Regions from separate parts of the Homo sapiens genome. Here all the other regions are linked to region 2. A link is a contact called in ENCODE Hi-C or POLR2A ChIA-PET data. All regions are on one chromosome and are shown on one strand. Each heading gives the region's core, a stretch centred on a gene start or an enhancer-like site at or near the end of the contact. The rest is flanking DNA. Distances are from core to core; before and after follow the strand shown. Region 1 holds the start of OSBPL1A (oxysterol binding protein like 1A). Region 2 holds the start of CABYR (calcium binding tyrosine phosphorylation regulated). Region 3 overlaps LAMA3 (laminin subunit alpha 3).

Evidence for each region. Hi-C counts contacts between places; a loop is a spot of excess contacts on that map. ChIA-PET counts read pairs that join two places held with the same protein, here RNA polymerase II (POLR2A). Pooled maps may share reads with other maps.
Region 1: a pooled map shows a loop between it and region 2 (6-fold over the local background). The contact joins the promoter of OSBPL1A here to the promoter of CABYR in region 2. A Hi-C loop is called at or near these places in 6 of 50 pooled maps. POLR2A ChIA-PET finds 5 or more read pairs at or near these places in 11 of 52 experiments (A549, A673, AG04449 and 7 more).
Region 3: POLR2A ChIA-PET joins it to region 2 with 12 read pairs in AG04449. The contact joins the enhancer-like site here to the promoter of CABYR in region 2. POLR2A ChIA-PET finds 5 or more read pairs at or near these places in 5 of 52 experiments (AG04449, AG04450, H1 and 2 more).

Annotation. Positions count from the first base shown.
Region 1 is chr18:24,396,574-24,399,273 of GRCh38, forward strand. OSBPL1A (oxysterol binding protein like 1A) reads right to left here and starts at 1,251. Exons shown (of 28, transcript NM_080597.4): 1 at 1,082-1,251. The region is part of intron 2 of LOC124904268 (a long non-coding RNA gene); the gene reads left to right. RefSeq lists a silencer at 1,185-1,314.
Region 2 is chr18:24,137,698-24,140,457 of GRCh38, forward strand. CABYR (calcium binding tyrosine phosphorylation regulated) reads left to right here and starts at 1,365. Exons shown (of 6, transcript NM_153769.3): 1 at 1,365-1,421. RefSeq lists an enhancer at 950-1,009.
Region 3 is chr18:23,855,306-23,858,005 of GRCh38, forward strand. LAMA3 (laminin subunit alpha 3) reads left to right here. Exons shown (of 75, transcript NM_198129.4): 33 at 2,539-2,683. Among named protein-coding and RNA genes, the nearest start is that of LINC02958, 130 kb to the right of the region's middle. Within about 2 kb of position 1,311, at least 2 of the 41 ENCODE cell types and tissues checked have a DNase peak (open chromatin) inside an H3K27ac peak, as active enhancers do.

The DNA.
Region 1 (2,700 bases), core at 1-2,500, 260 kb after region 2:
CCCCCTATAAACTGTAGACAAAGCCCACCTAGTGGTTTAGAATTAGGGAATTAAAAGGTGGATTTTGTTACTATGCTGTAATTAAGAAATCTTCACAATTCCAGCTTGGGGTGGGGAGGGAGGGGGGTGGTTCAGAATTTATACCTATCAAACTGCTGCAAAAAATTCATTGTATCGGGGTTAGACTGCAAATACTTCTACCCCTCAAAACGAATCTGCAAATTATTTCCCAGATGCTGAGTAAAGAGGTGAGGAGGTTCCAAACTCCAAATCCAGAATGCACCTATTACAGGGCAAAGACTGAAGTTTTCAGGGAAAACACATCACCGATTTTAAAGCTGATTTAATTATATTATTAACTATTCACAGACACCTAATAGCCACATTTGCAACATTCAAGCAACCTTATTTAAGCTAAGAATATCACACTGCCCACAGTTCCATTTCACAATACCGTCTGCCTAAAAACGACAACTTGAACTGAAAACTAATACTAAATCAGAATAACCCTTTTCAATGCCTCCTGCCAATCATTAGGGCAGCGGGATAAGTGAATTGTTAAAGTCTATTGTGCAGCTGCGCTCTCATTCAGTTTCAGAATCTCCCTTGGATATTCGTTCATGCTTGTAGAACCGACCACGCGGTACATTGGGAAACGGTCACATGAACAATGCGTGACTTCCATTGTGCATCAATCCTCCTCTTGTTAGGAGGAAATTAAAAAGTCACATGGACACACGAAAGTACCGAGAAGGCACGCAGCTGAAGATCTGGTAGGGGATGCATGCGGCACCAGCATGGTCGTGGCACCCGAGTGGGAAGTGCAACAAACGCCAACATCTTGTTACTTTTAACGCCTAACTTCCTGCAGCGCTGGAGCAGCCAGCGGCCGCCGGGAAGCCGAGCTCGGCTGCAGCCCTGCGTCGCCGCGCCACGACCCGACCATCCTCTGAGACGCCCGGGACGGGAGCGCCCACCCCCAACCAGGCGCGGACAGACCTCCCGAGCGCAGCCCGGCGGGAACCCGTCAGCGCGGGAACCGGCCTCGAACTCCAGGCGTGGACAGCCGCGAGAAACTGACCTACGCGGTCACCCGGGCTCCCAGAGCTCCCGAGGCGGTGGCCACGACCCCAGGCTTCCCGTCCGCCCGCCCCACGTCGAGGAAGTGGTCGTCACCAACTCTGGCTGGCACTCCCCGAGGACGCTCGAGCCCGCGTAACGTCTGTCTCCGGGACCCGGCGCCGGGACCACGGCGGAGCGCGAGGTGGCGCCGCCCCTCCCCGCAGCCCGCCCCTGGAACGCGCATCCTCCTGGCGAGCTGGCATCCCTCCCGACACGTGACCGCAGCGGGGACACGCCCGTTCCCCGCCCACTCCCCGCCCCTGCCTGGCCTGCCCACGCCCCCGGCCCGCTCCTGTCCCGCCTGGGCCACCGGCGCTGGTTCCAGGTTTTGCCAGCTACTAGGGACGCGTAAAGCCTTCGCGCTCCTCCCACCACACCCCGAGGGAAGAAGTGGCAGGCCTTACCCGGAGACTACAAGGAACCGCCCGTGTGAGCCAGTGGAAGACTCGCGTCCCCAGGCAAAATATAAGTCCTGGGTTAATAGTCTGAAGTCTGTCATTAAGCAATAGGTTATCCAGCTGCCCAGATTTTTTTCTTTTTTGCTTTGGCTGCAACTCGACCCGTGGGAACTTAATTGGCAATGTAAATTAGACAATTTACAAAAAAACACCTCCTTTTACTTTCACCTGTGAAAGGAAGCGCTTAAAATGCCATACAGGTGTAACCATTATAGAATAGATATGCGTGAGACAAGGATTTACAAAATTTCCTCACCTCCTCTCCTCCAGATTCCATGCACAAGGCGTCTAGCTAGAGGAGTTAGCAAATAGTCTATAACGTGAAGGTTCAAACTCTAGTATAATTCCACCGTTTTTGTTTTTTTCTTTTTTTGAGGCAAGGTCTCACTCTGTCTCCCAAGCTGGAGTGTAGTGGCGCGATCTCGGCTCACTGCAGCATCGTCTTCTGGGTTCAAGCGATCCTCCGGCCTCAGCTGGACTACAGGCGGGTAATCAAGGGACTGGGACTACAGGCGCGCCCTGCCGCGCCCGGACAAGTTTTGTATTTTTAGTAGAGACAGACTCTCCCTATGTTGCCCAGGCTGGTCTCCAACTCCTGGGCCTCCCAAAGTGTTGGGATTACAGGCGTGAGTCACCCCTGCAGGCCACAGCTTTGCTTTTTAAAAGCATTTCTGCATAACTAAAAAGACAGGAAATTACGAGCATACGAAAACTGATTTCTGCTTTCCTGAATTTTCTAAATGTATTTAATGAACATGTTCTTTTGCAATGAAAAAGTAATAAATAGGTATCATTTTTAAAAGGACTGTAGTTTTTCCATCAAGTCTAGAAGCATGTATTGAGAACCTATAATAGGCCCTTTTGGTCATTGTGATATGTGTGAAACAGCATATGGCAGATCTTTTGAAATGATGTTTTTGGATACCACAAGCAATCCTGCTGGTGTATCTCAGGCTGGCATCATCTTTTATTAACAAAGCAGGCACTTTACTAGCACAATACTTCAACTGCAAAATGTGTGGTAACTAAAGCAGCTGTATTTGTCTGGAAAAGAAGAAACCTCAGGGCTTACTATCTAAGGATATTGAACCATCTTTTTTTTTTTTTTTGAGATGGAGTT
Region 2 (2,760 bases), core at 115-2,614:
CCCTTTTTAAGTATGTAAACTTCCCGAGAAGAGGGAGCTTTCCTGGCACTCAGTAAAATAATTATTAAGTGGATTAATGAATGGCACCAGATAATGCTGACTGAGGCCTTAACATTGCTTTTATTGCAAAGTGCTCTGGAAGCCCTAATTTTTTCTGAATTAAAAAATAGGGTTTTGTTTTATTTTGGTTTGGTTTTTGTTTTGTTTTGTTTTGTTTTTGGTCAGATATCTGCCCTGGCGATGCTCTTTGGTTTAAAGTAGTTGCTTTTTAAACATTTGAAGATGGATCAAAATTAAGGCTGCTTGTACTCTGATAATCATGATTATGGTGTTATTTAGAGCCCAGCCCAAATACCTGAGCCTAAATGAGTGAAAGAGCAGAGAGTGGGCGTTTTTTTGTTTTTTTTGTTTTGTTTTTTGTTTTTTTGAGACGGAGTCTCGCTCAGTAGCCCAGGCTGGAGTGCAGTGGTGTGATCTGGGCTCACTGCAACCTCCGCCTCCCAGGTTCAAGCAATTCTCTGCCTCAACCTCCAGAGTAGCTGGGATTACAGGCACCCACCACCACGACCGGCTAATATTTTGTATTTTTAGTAGAGACAGGGTTTCACCATCTTGGCCAGGCTGGTCTTGAACTCCTGACCTCGTGATCCACCCGCCTCGGCCTCCGAAAGTGCTGGGATTACAGGCGTGAGCCACCGTGCCCGGCAGAGTGGGCGTTTTTAAATGAAGCAGTATTCCTTTAGTTTGGTAAAATTGAGCTGAAGTTACACACAGTAACACCTTGACTTGTTGCTGACGGTGTGCTTTGTGGGGATAGTTGGTGTCTGATCTCAACTGTGGAGAAACAGGAAGTTTCTGGATTCATGCTGAACTCCCATTCCACAGGCGAGTTTCACAAAAGAAAAAGTGCTCTGTTGCATACAATTATTCACTGTGTGTCTACAACGTGGCAGAAATTATTATTCCTAAAGGTGACCGAAGAGAGCTATAGTTTATGGGGCCAGGAGCAATGTGTGGAATGGCGAGGCAGTGACAAGACAGCACTGCCATAAATCTCTTACTTTCTTTCCAAACGAGCTCTAATTTTAAGCTCAACGACCAAAGACGGAGAGGCAGTCGCTTTGAGCTACTCCTGGCTATTTGTTGGGAAATCACCTAAATCCGTTCAGATTTAGCCAGAAAAGGGGAAATAAGTCTCCCTCGCCGGCCAAATCATGGCCTTTGTCGCTTTCGGCTCCCCATTGGCTGCGGCCGCTGTGGCCCCGCCTCCTTGAGTGGTGCGGAGCTTTGTGATGCGGAGCTTCGTGATGCACGCCCCGATGCCTGCGGGGCTATAAAAACGCTCGCAAGCGCCAAGTCTCCTCAGGAGCCGCCGGCAAGGGGGCAACGAGGAAGCTCTTAAGAGCGCGGCCGGAAAGCAGGTGGGGAGAATCTGGAGAAAAGGCGCACCCTGCGGCCTCGGAGACCATTATGTCTCAGGGAGTCTCTCGCAGTGGGAGAGGTCGTCGGGGCAGGCGGAGGGTCCTCAGAGTCGGGGGTGGGGGGCCTGTGGGGCGGCCCCGGCCCACACCGGGGAGTGCGGCGACCAGACGGCCAGCTGCCGAATCTGAGGCCTCGGTGGGTCCGTCGCCCGCCTCTCTTGGACAAGTCCAGGCGATGTGAGCACGCCCAGCCTCCTACATTTCACTCCCGTCTCTCCCAAACAGACCTAGCGCAAAACGAGCACTGACACAGCGGGGGCCCACATCCCGGAGGTTCTTTAGGGAGAGGTCGGGGAGTGCGGTTACCTATGGCTCCGAAGTCCCCGCTGGCATCCTGAAAGGCATCGTATTTCTCGCTTAAGGCGTTACCCTTGTGGTAGTGGGCGCATGGACGTTTACAGTTGGGCGGGGCAGGATTTAAATTCCGCCAGTGGTGGACCAGTATTGGTGATAGGAGAGATCTGGGAAGAATTATTAAGCTGTCGCTTTTAAATAACCCTAATAGTGTTTGTGACAATTTTACCCGTTGACTTTTCTCAGCTTGCTTAGGACAGTTCTTTGTGGGGAACTGAACTGTAGGACGTTTAGCGTCCCTGGCCCCACACGTTCCCAAAGTCGGGGTGAGAACTAGTGGGACGGGGGATCATGGAGTGCATGGCCGCTGTCCCCACCTTTGGTAGCACCAACTGCTAACTGCCTCCTGAAAGGTTGTTGGCGCCATCATGGTTTCTGGGAGCCACTTTCTTTTTTATTCTTTTTTTTTTTTTTTGAGACGGACTCTAGCTGTGTCACCCAGGCTGGAGTGCAGTGGCGCGATCTCGGCTGTCAGCTCCGCCTCCCGGATTCACGCCATTCTCCTGCCTCAGCCTCCCGAGTAGCTGGGACTACAGGCACCCGCCACCACGCCCGGCTGATTTTTTGTTTTAGTAGAGACGGGGTTTCACCGTGTTAGCCAGGATGGTCTCCATCTCCTGACCTCGCCTCGTGATCCGCCCGACTCGGCCTCCCAAAGTGCTGGGATTACAGGCGTGAGCCACCGCGCCCGGCCTCTGGGAGCCACTTTCAAAACGGTCTATCTACTCACTTTGGGTACTTAAAGAAAATTAGACATATGATATATATGAGTATGTATCAAATATATATATGTATCAAATAGTATGTATGTATCAAACATGTCATGCTGCCTATGCCCCTTAGCATTTAGCATGTGGGACTGCGGAATCCCCACTTCTGATTTTTTAAAAAATTCTTTTTTTGTGAGTACACAGTAGGTGTATAT
Region 3 (2,700 bases), core at 61-2,560, 280 kb before region 2:
GAAAAGAGAAGCAAGGTTCACCCAGCCTACGTCGGGCCATCTCCAATGGCCCTCTTCTGTTCTGAGGCTTCTCTCTCTGATGGCTTTTATTTTGGGAGGGGTCATCTGCTCTCTCTTCTTTCCGGTCTCTAGACCACCAGAGTCCTTGTGCTCCACACTCGCTGTCTCTCCAGAAATAAGGAATCAGCTGAGAACAGGCTTTACATTTTTGCCAGACTGCCTGATTACATTTAGTCCGAGGGTCACAAGAAGAGAGCAGTTGTTATTAACCTGGGGCCAGGAGCCCTCTGATAAGAGAATGCAAAATTGTGTGTATATGAGAATGAGTCTTTCTGTGAGTTTAGTGGACACTTTTCTGAGAATATGGCCCATAGTTTACCCAGCTTTCCAAAAGCGTCTCCGATCCTCTCCCAGAGTTTACAATCCACTGCACTAGAGCCATCCACTTCAAGCAGAACATTTACACTCTATACCTACATTACTCTAAGTGTGGTTTTGAGGCTACTTCCTTATGGAATCATTTCTGCAGGTATCGAGTAGGGAGAGGTGAGAGGGATGGGGCTGAAAGATGCAACTTGCCAGGAGGTCTTGCAAGTAATGCTGAGTTGGTCCTTTTAGTTGTGCCGAGTGGACAGAAAGGCACCGTCTCCTCCCCTTAGCCCATGTCACAGCTAGAATAGTAATAGCAAATACTTACGTGTGTGCAAGCAACTCCTGTAAGGTTTTTACATGTAATATTTAATCCTCACGACAATCCTGTGAAGTAGATATTGTTACCTCCATTTTTACAGATGAAGAAACTTGGTTGTAAAGTGACCAATTTGCCCAAGGTCCAGTAAGTGGTAGAGTTGGGATTCAAAGCAGGTTACCTGGTTCCAAGTTTATGTTCTTAATCACATACAAAATCCTTTATAAGCAGATATTTGCCAAAGGGAAATAAGCAGATATTTGCCAAAGAGAAACTTAATGGGATATGAAGAGTCGTATTTAACTTTTTTAGGATGGTCACTGGGGTAAGATATTTTCACAGGTATTAGGAGATAGGTGATGGCCTACATTTGGTAGTAATTGAACAATAAAGTGTTATTGCCTATATGCCAATAAAAATGTATTTCTAATACTTCCCTTAGTCCCACAGAAGAGAATCAGTGTGTAGGTAGATCCCAGCTCTGAATGCAGTGCTTGGCTCCCCAGGGCTCGCGGCACTTTCTCTTCCCCTCTCCAACCTCGAGTTCTGGGTTCTCCAGGCACAGCCATAGCCCACTGCTTTTCTGCCTCTGCTCAGCTGTTTGTGTTTTCTTGTCTGCCCGGATCTTCAGTTAAAAGGACCTGCAGATGGTTGAGGGTGGATGACTCAGAGTGACCCTCCCACCCCCCACTGTGCTTTCCTCTGAGCTCTGGCCCTTGCAGGTAACAAGGGACATTAAGATCCACTCTGTCACCCAAGCAGGGAAATTGGGAGTCTTCCTTGTCTTCTCTTCTTTCCTCTACTCCTCATCCAGAATCTTACAGTTCCCAGAAACCTCACCCCAAAATAGTTTGGGAGCCCATCCCTCCTCCCCATCTGGATACCTTTGCCCTAGGTTAGCCCCCAGTCTCTCTCCTGACTTGACATCCTGCTGCTGCTGCTGCTGGAATTCACCCTCTGGGCTCCATCCTTCACACAAGTCCAACCACACCCTCTCCTCCTTAACAGCTGTTCATGTTGCCTTGTTTGTAACTTGCCAAGTGCCAGGCACTGGGATGAAATTTTGCATGCACTGCCTCATGGGTTCCCAGCAATCCCAGGAGGCAGCAGCTACCGTGTTCTGTCCCTCATAGGTATGAAAAGCAGGCTTTGGGAAGTTAAAGAACTTGCTAAGATGGTGTGTCTCATATGGTCAGAGCTGGATTAGAACTGCAGCCTTGCATGCACAGGTCTCAGCTACTGCGCTGTGCTGCCGTGTCCAGCCCCTCTGTCCTGATGATCTGACACCACCTACCTCCTCAGGCCATGGGGCAGCATTCCCTGCCTGGACATCTGCCCCAGCAGCACCATGCTTGTGTTGTTCCCTGTACACACTGAGTGATCTCCCGCTCTGTTCCTTCTGTCTGGAATGCGCATCCCAACTTCTACCCTATGACTCTGCCCTTTAAAGCTCAGGTCAGGAGTCATTTCCCCCAGGGAAACTTGTCACCTGCTACTCCTCTGAACCTCAGTTAGATTCTGTGTAGGTTGTCATCATTTCCACTTATGGGCCATCTGCGGGAGCCCTCCAGGCTCGGGGGCCATGTCCCTTCTTGCGCCCTCAACACCTAGTGCTAAGCCTGACCCATCTACGACGGTCATCCATGACCATCCACAATGGCCATTGGTCAATGACCTACATTCTGTAAGTGCCTTTTATCTGCCTCTCTCCATTCTGCCTTGGACTATAAGCAGGCATTGTATCTATTTAACTGGCTTTGCACACCAATTAGTCCACTATAGTGTAAGTGAGCACTTTAAAATTGTGTGTACAAAGATGATGATTTTTGCTTCCTTTACTTTGTGTACAGATGCAAGCCCAGAATCACAGGGCGGCAGTGTGACCGATGTGCTTCCGGGTTTTACCGCTTTCCTGAGTGTGTTCCCTGCAATTGCAACAGAGATGGGACTGAGCCAGGAGTGTGTGACCCAGGGACCGGGGCTTGCCTCTGCAAGGTAAGAGAGATCGTGCA